Regions from separate parts of the Homo sapiens genome. Here regions 1 and 2 are each linked to region 3. Evidence: chromatin contacts called from ENCODE Hi-C or POLR2A ChIA-PET data. All regions are on one chromosome and are shown on one strand. Each heading gives the region's core, a stretch centred on a gene start or an enhancer-like site at or near the end of the contact. The rest is flanking DNA. Distances are from core to core; before and after follow the strand shown.

The links. Hi-C counts contacts between places; a loop is a spot of excess contacts on that map. ChIA-PET counts read pairs that join two places held with the same protein, here RNA polymerase II (POLR2A). Pooled maps may share reads with other maps.
Region 1: a loop to region 3 is called in a pooled map, with 6 times the contacts of the local background. The contact joins the promoter of ITPR3 here to the enhancer-like site in region 3. A Hi-C loop is called at or near these places in 6 of 50 pooled maps. POLR2A ChIA-PET finds 5 or more read pairs at or near these places in 3 of 52 experiments (B cell, CD4-positive, alpha-beta memory T cell and activated T-cell).
Region 2: a loop to region 3 is called in a pooled map, with 3 times the contacts of the local background. The contact joins two enhancer-like sites. A Hi-C loop is called at or near these places in 1 of 50 pooled maps. POLR2A ChIA-PET finds 5 or more read pairs at or near these places in 2 of 52 experiments (CD4-positive, alpha-beta T cell and T-cell).

What each region holds. Positions count from the first base shown.
Region 1 is chr6:33,619,596-33,623,191 of GRCh38, forward strand. ITPR3 (inositol 1,4,5-trisphosphate receptor type 3) reads left to right here and starts at 1,727. Exons shown (of 58, transcript NM_002224.4): 1 at 1,727-2,096. The coding sequence starts at 2,008. RefSeq lists silencers at 1,225-1,534, 1,565-1,684, 1,735-1,904, 1,915-2,064, 1,944-2,129 and enhancers at 2,651-3,200, 3,201-3,596.
Region 2 is chr6:32,942,334-32,946,041 of GRCh38, forward strand. No RefSeq gene overlaps it. Among named protein-coding and RNA genes, the nearest start is that of HLA-DMB, 3.2 kb to the left of the region's middle. Within about 2 kb of position 2,163, at least 16 of the 41 ENCODE cell types and tissues checked have a DNase peak (open chromatin) inside an H3K27ac peak, as active enhancers do; they include CD4-positive, alpha-beta T cell, where a contact is called at or near this core.
Region 3 is chr6:33,344,120-33,347,905 of GRCh38, forward strand. No RefSeq gene overlaps it. Among named protein-coding and RNA genes, the nearest start is that of SMIM40, 17 kb to the left of the region's middle. RefSeq lists a silencer at 2,960-3,160. Within about 2 kb of position 1,277, at least 12 of the 41 ENCODE cell types and tissues checked have a DNase peak (open chromatin) inside an H3K27ac peak, as active enhancers do; they include B cell and CD4-positive, alpha-beta T cell, where a contact is called at or near this core.

The sequences.
Region 1 (3,596 bases), core at 477-2,976, 280 kb after region 3:
CCCCTTCTCAGTGAGGTTCCAGTGACCCATCGCTGTGGCTCAGTTGGTGTGGGGTAATAGGAGAATACCCGGCTAAAAATCAGAGGCTTGGTTGGCTTCTGCCTCCAGTTGCCAGGAACCTGCCGTGTGCCCTTGATGGGTGGTGTTCCTTCTCTGGGCTTTGGTCATCTCTTTTTGGCACAGTGGACTGGATGAGGTTTTTTAAACTGCAGTTTGCAACCCATTTGGGACATTAAAAAAAACCAGTTCAGTGGGTTACAATCAGCATTAAAGCAACAACAAGAACACAACTGAAATAGAATAGAAAATATCAGCATGCATCAAAGGTCATAAAAGTAAGTATTGTTTGGTGATCTATTGTTTTGCTTATATATAGACGAAGGTGTGGACTGGTCTGCTGTAAAACTTGTTACTGTTTGCCATGGTGAAAAAACAAAACAAAACTGTAAAACACGGTACTTAGCGATCCTGGAGGTGTCCTTCCCTCCCACATCGTTCCTGGGGGTCTTCGTAAAACAAACAAACAAACAAACAAACAAAACAACAACAACAACAAAAAAACCACTGCCTGGGGCTCTTCTCCTCCCAGGGTCAGCAGCTGTCTCTTTGCTTTTAGCTGTCTCCACCCCTCCCCTAGCCTCTCTTCTTCCTGCTTCAGTCACCGAGTCCCCTCCTCCCTCTCTCCCAGGGACAAACGCCCCCCCACAACTCAGGAAGTGGGGTTGGGGGGTCCGAAGGGAGCAAAAGTGATCGGATGGCGGTGGCAATGGGCACCCTATCTTAGGCGTTCAAATAAAGGACTAGGAAGCAAACACCCAAGCACCGGGGAACAGAACAGAAAGTAAGCGAGCCCGGGACGCGAATTTGAGGGCAGGACTTCGGGAGCCAGAGCCTGGCGGCGCTGCCGCAGCGGGTCACTCCCAGGGGGCCGGCACCCAGACTTGGCATCGTTAGCGCTTGGGTGCTCTGTCAACTAGCGAAGGTAATTTTCATCCCTGCTTTTTTTTTTTTTTTGAAAGGAAAGACGGAAGGAGCCAAGAGTTTTGGAGCCAACTCCTGGAGAGGGAGCGGCTGAACTGATTCGGAAGTTGGATCTCTTTGTACACAGGAATGCGGAGAGAAAAAAAACAAAACCCACCCCATTGCTTCATTTCCCCTCCAAGCCTGAGCACTTTCTATTGTGCAATGAAAAGGCTTTTCACGTTGAGAAAAATGAATCCCGAATTTGCTCTGCAAAGGGATGAGCGCGCCTCTGGGCGCCAGCCTGCTCTCAGCTGGGCGCGGAGACCGCGCGGTGGCCGCAGGGCGGCCGCGGCCAGGGCGCTCCAGGGCGCGCCCTCCGCGAGCGGCTCCGGGGTGACGCCCGCCGGAGAGCTGGACTCCCCCTTCCGCGGGCGCCTGCACTGGCTCTTAGCCAGCCGAGGGCCCGGGTGCAGATAGTCCGGGAACCCCGAGGGCGGAGAGCTCCCCACTACGCCTGGGCCTCCCAGGGATGGCAGCTCCGAGAGCCCCCTAGACCCGGTGCCTTGCAGGACGCCTCTGGAGATCAGGAGGGCTGGCGGCGCATTCGGCGTCCGGGAGGCCGGGCCCCGGACGCGCGAGGAGCGCGGGGCGCGGGAAGGCAGGCGGGTGCACATGGGTGCCGGCGGGCGAGCTGCGGGGGGAGGGGGGGCGGGGTGTGGCCTCCCCGCCTCCCGGGCGGGATTTGCATGTGTGTGGTGGCCCCAGACTTCCTGCTCCTTCTACGCTGCAGGTACGCGCGGGCCGGGCGGGGCGGGCGGGCGGCGGGCGCGCCAAGACGTGGGCACCTCCTCACCCGGACCCCGGGCCCCGCCGAGCCGCCTCCTGGCTCCCGTGGCCGCCAGCCCGCCCCGGCCGCACCGAGCGTCGGGATCCGAGGTGGGAGCGTACCCCTCCCCGCTCCCCGGACGCCTCAGTCCTCCGCACTGAGCTTGGCCACGCGCCCCTAGGCGCCCCCCACGCCCTGGGCCCCGGAGGGCCGCAGCCATGAGTGAAATGTCCAGCTTTCTTCACATCGGGGACATCGTCTCCCTGTACGCCGAGGGCTCCGTCAATGGCTTCATCAGCACTTTGGGGTGAGTGAGCCGAGCTCGAGAGGGGCGCGGGTAAAGAGGGGGCGCCGTGGGCCCTGGTGCCAGCTGCGTGCGTCCAGCCGCCGCCCCCCGATAGAGGCCTGGACGTCCCCCTAGTCTCAAGGAGCGGGAACGGCTCGCCTCCTTCTTTTACAGAAAGGAAGTGAAGTGTTTGCTCAGGTAGGACTCGGGCTCCCTACTGGAGTTGGCAGGAGGAGCCTCCCTCGGCGGCGCAGCCTCTACCCTCCCGCGCACGCCTTTGGAGGGGGCGGAGGGACGGAGGCTTCCTTTGCAGGTGGTCCCGGGGGCGGGCAGGTGGGTGGCTGGAGGCTGAGTTGGGGAAGGGCAGCCGGGCCGAGACGTGCCCGGCTCTGAGGGTAGGGCGGAGCTGTCGGGAGTGGGCAGGCTCAGCTTGGAGCCCGTAATCCTCTATTACCGATCCCGTGGTGCCTTTGAGGGGTCGCACCTTCTCCTCACAGCTCTCTCCCTGTTCTTCCCAGCTTCAGTAGGAGTGTCTTCTCAGCCCTCCCCTTCCAGGCTTCAAGGTCCTGGCCAGCTGCCCCTTCTCCCCGCCTCTCCCATTCAATTTCCTGCGCCGGTCATCTGGCGCCCTTGGGTCCTTGGTTCTAGCTTCTCTCCAGCACTTCACAAACATTAATTAATTCTGGCCGCCACCTCCCAGGGTCTGGGCTGGATGAACAGGGAATCAGTTCACGTCCCTGGAGAGGGCCAGGCCTGTAGCAGGGAGAGGGCAGGAGAGAAATTAGGTAGAGAGGATGGGTTTATCTTCAGAGGAGCAGCTGGATGTGATTCGCTGGATGGGAGCGTAGGTGGTTTCTCCAGCCAGACCCCAGGGCAGGGTCGGCTATCTTTGTCCCGTTTACAGTCTGGGGGCCTGGGTTAAATTGTCTCATCCTCCCAACCACACATGGCTGTCCTCTAGGGTACACCCACCCTCCTCTGCTGATCCACTGAGTGGGACCAGCCAGCCGCGTGGTGCCTTCTTTCTGATGGCCTTGGAGGACAACCTGGCACCCTCAGCTCAGGACTGATGCTGGACAGGGCCCGGCTCACCCCAAGCCTGGGAGGTGAGGGGTCACTGGTCTCTCCCAGGGTTGCTGGGAGTTTAGCTTTCATCTTGGTGTAAAGGGAATGGATTGTGGGATTGGAGGGCTGGCTCTGCCAAGCAGGGAGTTCTCACCTGGCATTCCAGCCTGCCCTGCTCGCCTTCTCGCAGAACCATCCAGGTCCCTCCTGGTGCCCTCCCCTTCACACGTGGAATCCCTGCCTATTTGTCCCCACTTCCACTAGATCTAACTTCTTCCCAGCTCCCTAGAGGATGGGGGTGGAGCCACATCTGGGCCAGCATTTGTGCAGGCCTCCTCCAGAGAGCAGTGACTAGGCCCTGGCTGCCCTGAGGCCAGGGCTGCCCACAGTAGGTACAGAGTAAACACCTCTGATAAAGCTGAGGGAAGGAGGAGAGGGTGTGGGGACTGGGAGGGA
Region 2 (3,708 bases), core at 913-3,412, 400 kb before region 3:
TACTGTTGGTGGGCATTTAGGCTGATTCCATGTCTTTGCTATTATGAATACTGCTGCAGTGAGCATTCATGTGCATGTGTCCTTATGGTAGAACAATGTATACTCCTTTGGGTATATGCCTAATAATGGGATTCCTGGGACGAATGGTAGCTCTGTTTTAAGGTTCTTGAGAAATTGCCAAACTGCTTTCCTCAATGGCTGAACTAATTTATGTTCCCACCAGCAGTGTATAAGCCTTCCGTTTTCTCTGCAACCTCTCCAACATTTGTTATTTTTTGACTTTTTAATAATAGCCATTCTGACTGGTGTGAGACGGTATCTCATTATGATTTTGATTTGCATTTTTCTAATCATTAGTAATGTTGAACATTTTTTCATATGCTTCTTGGTCACGTGTGTGTCTTGAAAAGGCAGATTTTATGTATTTGCGTATTTATTTTTTTCACAGGTTTTTTTTTTGAAAGTCTCACTCTGTCGCCTAGGCTGGAGTACAGTGGGATAATCTCGGCTCACTGCAATCTTCGCCTCCTGGGTTCAAATGACTCTCATGCCTCAGCCACTTGAGTAGCTGGGGTTACAGTCATGTGCCACCACTCCTGGTTAGTTTTTGTCTTTTTTTTTTTTTTGGTAGAGACAGGGTTTCATCATGTTGGCCAGGCTGTTCTTGAACTCCTGACCTCAAGTGATCCACCCACCTCAGCCTCCTAAAGTGCTAGGATTACAGGCATGAGCCATCGTGCCTGGCCTGAAAAAGCAGATTTTAAACGGCAATTCATTCTTCTATCCCATTGTGAACTATACAGTTGATGGATTTTCCATCACTAACTTGAAACTCTAAATTGGCTTCCTTCTGCTCCCCAGTAGGTTTCAGGGCTGCCTCTTCACATCTTAGTTTCTGAGAACTCTTGGATTTTATTAAATAGTGAGCTAAACAAAAGAGGATTGTGGAAGGGGCCCCTTGACACCACACTTACCTGCCCTCCCTCAAAGTCCCTGATCTCAGGAAAATCTAACACCTATGAAGAAAATGGGGATAAAAAATGCATACAAAGATTATTACCAAAAACGAAAGATTCGTTGTGTAACTAATTGAGATTAACTGAAGCTCTGCCATAGCTCCCAGCCACTGCCCCCACTCACCTTGCTTATATACTCTAACTCTGCTAACGAACTGTCAAGTGTGTTGGAATGGGCAGAATATGGGGTGGGGAGTGCATAATCTGTAGAGCTTCTACAGATACAGTGCTAGGTAGGTCCTTTCTATAATATCTCATCTCATCTTAAAAGACTTGTTGGCCGGGCATGGTGGCTCACGCTTGTAATCCCAGCACTTTGGGAGGCTGAGGAAGGCATATCACCTGAGGTCAGGAGTTTGAGACCAGCCTGGCAAACATGGTGAAACCCCGTCTCTACAAAAAATACAAAAATTAGCTGGGTGTGGTGGCGCGTGCCTGTAATCCCAGCTACTCTGGAGGCTGAGGCAGGAGAATCGATTGAACCTGGGAGGTGGAGGTTGCAGTGAGCCGAGATCGTGCCACTGCACTCCAGCCTGGGTGACAGAATGAGACTGTCTCAAAAAAAAAAAAAAAAAAAAAAAACTTGTTAATTGTCCTCATTTCCCAGGTTGGAAAACAGGTCCAAAGATTCACACCCAAGGTCTAAAGGCTGTAACTCCTCTTCTTATACAGCTGTTACACATGCACATGTGTACACACACACACACATACACACTCTCTTGAGCATGCCCACACACTCACTACATCTTGGAACTGGGATGGCTCAAATAAAGGGAGTTAGTGAGGCCTCCGCTGAGAAAGAGAGAAAGAGAAGAGTCACAATCCATAACCCAATTCACCCAAGTCTTATCTTTCCTGTCCTCAGAGTTCCTTCTGCTCTGAGAACCACCGTCCCTTCCACTTTCTCTTTTGACAAGTTTCAAAACTGAATTTTCCCCCACACCCCCCCAATACATTTCCCCCTCACATTCCTCCCCATCCTGCCCAGGTAAGCTGTTAGCCTAACCTTATAGGAACCAAGTCCTGGGATCCTTTTCAATGTCTACAAAGCCTAGCCCTGGCAAGGGAGCACTGGCTGTGTGGTCCTGTGCCAGCACTGAACATGGCCCTAGCCAGTAACAGTGGGGCTGAATGTAGTTCCCTCTTATGTCTAGATCTCTGCTCCGGCAGTCAAAGGAGATGTGAAACCTTCTGTGAGGCCACAACAGGAAATGGTAGGAGAGGATTTCACTTCTCTATTAATTCAAACACTGAGGGAGCTTTTTAGAATAAAGAAGGACAGAAAACCCAGACACCTGTGCTCAGCAGTGTTTTCCTTCCTCTCCTCCTCCCAACCCTTCCATTTTTACAGATATAGCTCTGTCTTTCCACCTCTAGCCAATTCAAAATAACATTTCAGTTGCTCTGTCCATTGTTACTTATTTGTTAATTATTGATATAGCACCGGGACCGAAGAGGTATGGAGCCCCAACCAGGTTCCCACATGTTGCCTTTCTTTTATTGCCTCTACACAACCACCCAAAGAGTGAGTCCTCTCCTTTCCCATTGCCTCTGCCCTTAGCCTGACCACCACATGCCTGCAGTAAACTAGTCCCAGGGTTTGTGTGCAAAGCATTACTGGGAAAATACAGAGTGAGAAGATATGGATTCTGCCCCCATATCGCTTTGCTTGTACGTCAATTGGGGAGTGAGAACAAACACTTTAAATAGTTTATATTAAAGTAAGTAAGCAATAAGGCCAGTGGTCTTAAAAGAGAAGAGAGAAATCACCATGGACATGGTAGACAGGGAGTACTCTCAGTCGAGAGGGCCTGGAATGAGCCTTGAATACTGGGCTGGATTTGTGTTGGAGAGGAGGAAGGCAGTTGGCATTGTAGGTCTGGTGTATAGCTCCACAAGCTTGACAATGCTGTGAGGTGCCATCAGGGAGGAGGTGTCCTACGAGAGCCTGGGTTAGCTAAAACAAAGACAAGCTACAATAACGTCACTGGCACTGCACGTTGGAGGAAGTCACAAATGTGATTTCTTGTTTTTTTCTGAGAGTATGGCCATAATAATAAATCTCTTCTAGGCACTTCCTAAAGTTGCTCCATGTCAGTTCGCAGGTTCTTGGGGCAGACGGTTTTAACTGAAGTCTCCATTTTATAAACACAAAATTGCTCAACCAGTTAATCACGCCTCATAGCATAAGACCACATTCGTGACTTCAGTGTCTTTTCAAAACTACACACACCTACATCCTGCCAAGATTATATTACTTGCCCAATCTGTCCAATCCCCACCCCACCCCTGCCATCTACCCCTTACCTCACCTCCGCCCACACACACACCCTCCTACCCTGTCAGGATTCACTGCTCTAGACCCTGACCTTTGGATTATAGTTTCTGTAGTCAGTTCACCATCCTTCCAACCTACAGTCAAATTATTTGAACTACTAGGGATAGTCTATCTGATTTGCCACAACTATTTTTCCTTTTTTAATTTTATTTTTTGCCACCACAACTATTGAAGAATGCTATCTTCATCTTACCCACGAGAAAATGGAGGCAGAGGGAGGTTAAGTGGTTGCCCAGATTTACCCAGATACTAAGTAATAAAACCATTACTTGAACTCAGGATTTATTACTTTAAATCCTGTATTGCCAATAATCAATTGGAAAATAACTGAAAATTGCCTACTATTTATAATAA
Region 3 (3,786 bases), core at 27-2,526:
TCCATCGCTCAGCCTGGAGTGCAGTGGCATGATCTCGGCTCAATGCAACCTCCACCTCCTAGGTTCAAGCCATTCTCATGCCTCAGCCAATAGCTGTGATTACAGGTGCATGCCACCACCGGCTGATTTCTGTATTTTTAGTAGAGACAGGGTTTTGCCATGTTTTTTTGTTTGTTTTGAGACAGGATCTTTCTCTGTTGCCCAGGCTAGAGTGCAGTGGCATGAACATGGATGGTTCACTGCAGCCTCGACCTCCTGGGTTCAAGTGATCCTTTTGTCTCAGCCTCCCAAGTAGCTGGGATTCCAGGTGGGAGCCACCATGCCCTCCTAAACTCTACCTTTTGGTGAGAGTGACTAGCCACCAAGGCACACTGTAAAGGCCTCAGATAACAGGAAGTGGTAGAGAACTGCAGCCAATCTAACACCTAGACAAATTCAAGGTGGGACCTATCAGGTACTATGCTTGTTACTTGGGTGATTAAATTACCTGTACACCAAAGCCCCATGACACACACTTTACCTATATAAGGAACCTACACATGTACCCCTGAACCTAAAGTAAAAGTTAAAAAATAAAATAATATAATTCAAAGTTTGGGCTACAGAGTATAAGTGAGAGATATTCAGCTACTGGGAGTTTATAAAAGACACACAAACATCGCACAAGAGCAAAAGTCAATTTGAACATCCACCACAGCCAGAGGAAACCAAAACCACTTCCAGTGTATGGCCGTCAGGTAAAGCATTTTGTCCCCCTCACCTCCTCTGCTTCTGGCTGTGAGGGAGAGGGTGGAGAGTCAGACACAGGAAGGCAAGAAAGAAATTCTTGAGGAAGCCAGCCACTCTGCCAGTTTCACACTGGCAGCTTCCCATGTCAAACCACTCAGTCGGAGCTGGCCGAGAGAAAAAACGTAATTCAGAATGATGCTTGGAGGATTTTTTTTTTTGTTCCAAGGATTGAGCAGGTATGCTCTGTGGCCTGCCTGAGTTATCTTTCATGGGCAATGGAAGAACTAGCCCCACACAACATATTTAAAGGGGTGGGGACACTTGAGTGTGGGGGGTGCACAGCAACATATTCAAGCTTATGTACATGGCATCTGAGGTCGGGGCATGGAAGAATACTGAGGCACTGTGTGTATGTTATTTGTGCGTGAGAATGAAATTCCTTGACCCTGAAAACAGGACAGGGAGTGGAGTGTGTGGTGTGATAAGGAACGCTGAAAACAGCCTCCTGAGAATGCGGTTTGAGTGCTTTTACGAGGCCGCAGGTGTCTCACGACCCGACCTCAAAAAGCCATCTAGTGGATGTTTGTGGTTTAACAAGCACTTTCAATAAATACTTGGCAGACGGATGCTGGGGCGGGTTCTCTTAGAAGAAATGCCCCCCCCATTCCCCCGGCCCCACTCAGCTGGAATTGTCTAAGAACTCATTCTTGGCGTTCACTGCAAGCTATAAACTCTGCAAGTGGTGCACCCGACGTGATCGCCTTGAAGTTATGCGTGAAAGGAGGAGAGCTCATCAATTTTAAGAAAATCCCGGTAAGGGACAGTCCTGACTACCATCAGGTGGACAGGACCCACGCGAAAAATACCAGGGGTTCGGTTATCATGGGTCAGGAAATGAACAAAGAATAATTTTTTTTTTTTTTTGAGATGGAGTCTCACTCTGTCGCCCAGGCTGGAGTGCAGTAGCGTGATCCCGGCTCACTGCAACCTCCACCTCCCTGGTTCAAGCTATTCTCCTGCCTCAGCCTCCTGAATAGCTGGGATTACAGGTGCACGTCACCCCACAACAGGACTTAATTAACCTTGCCTTCAAGGTGTACAATAATAGAGAAAAGTTACAATTACTTGCCTCTGCTGTGAGACAAAACCCAGCTGCACCTCCAGCACACGAGAACTTCAAAATGCCTAAGCCGCACATGCCTAAACCGCAGTGGTCAAGCATTCCTACAGGACCTTCTTCATCAGGATCTTGCTTCAAGTGCCAGAAATCTGGCCACTGGGCCAAGAAATGCCCACAGCCCGGGATTCCTCCTAAGCCGTGTCCCATCTGTGCAGGACCCCACTGAAAATCAGACTGTCCCACTCGCCTCGCAGTCACTCCCAGAGCTCTGGGATCTCTGGCCCAAGACTCTCTGACTGACTCCTTCCCAGATCTTCTCAGCTTAGCGGCTGAAGACTGATGCTGTCTGATCACCTTCGAAGCCTCCCGGGCCATCACGGACACTTTGGGTAACTCTTACAGTGGAGGGTAAGTCACCCTTCTTAATCAATATGGAGGCTACCAACTCCACATTACCTTCTTTTCAAAGGCCTATTTCCTTTGCCTCCATAACTGTTGTGGGTATTCATGGCCAGGCTTCTAAACCTCTTAAAACTCCCCAACTCTGGTGCCAACTTGGACAATATTCTTTTATGCACTCCTTTTTAGTTATCCCCACCTGCCCAGCTCCCTTATTAGGTCGAGACATTTTAACTAAATTATCTGCTTCCCTGACTAATCCTAGGCTACAGCCACATTTCGTTGCTGCCCTTTTCCCCAGTTCAAAGCCTCCTTCACGTCCTTCTCTTTTATCTCCTCACCTTAATCCACAGGTATGGGACACCTCTACTCCCTCCCTGGTGAACTATCCACGCCCATTACTATCCCATTAAAACCTAATCACCCTTACCCCGCTCAATGCCAGTATCCCATCCCACAGCATGCTTTAAAAGGATTAAATCCTGTTATCACTCACCTGTTACAGCATGGCCTTTTAAAGCCTATAAACTCTCCTTACAATTCCCCCATTTTACCTGTCCAAAAACCAGATAAGCCTTACAGGTTAGTTCAGGATCTGCGCCATATCGACCAAATTGTTTTGCCTATCCACCCTGTGGTGCCAAACCCATATACTCTCCTATCCTCAATACCTCCCTCCACAACCCATTATTCTGTTCTAGATAAACCTAGCTGACCCCATAGATCCTAAATCCTTTCTCCTCTCCCCTTTCCATTCCTTAAAACACAGCTCCCACACTAGCTCTCCATGACTCATCCCGACCCTTTTCATTACACACAGCCGAAGTGCAGGGCTGTACAGTCAGAATTCTTACACAAGGACCAGGACCGCACCCTGTAGCCTTTTTGTCCAAACAACTTGACTTACTGTTTTAGGCTGGCCATCATGTCTCCGTGCAGTGGCTGCCACTGCCCTAATACTTTTACAGGCCCTCAAAATCACAAACTATGCTCAACTCACTCTCTACAGTTCTCATAAATCTATTTTCTTCCTCACATCTAACACGTATACTTTCTGCTCCCCGGCTCCTTCAGCTGTACTCATTCTTTGTTGAGTCTCCCACAGTTACCATTGTTCCTGGCCAGGACTTCAATCCAGCCTCCCACATTATTCCTGATACCACACCTGACCCCCATGACTGTATCTCTCTGATCCACCTGACATTCACCCCATTTCCCCGTATTTCCTTCTTTCCTGTTCCTCACCCTGATCACACTTGGTTTATTGATGGTAGTTCTACCAGGCCTAATTGCCACACACCAGCAAAGGCAGGCTATGCTATAGTATCTTCCACATCTATCATTGAGGCTACTGCTCTGCCCCTCTCCACTACCTCTCAGCAAGCTGAACTCATTGCCTTAACTCGAGCCCTCACTTTTGCAAAGGGACTACATGTCAATATTTATACAACTCTAAATATGCCTTCCATATCCTGCACCACCATATTGTTATATGGGCAAAAAGAGGTTTCCTCACTACGCAAGGGTCCTCTGTCATT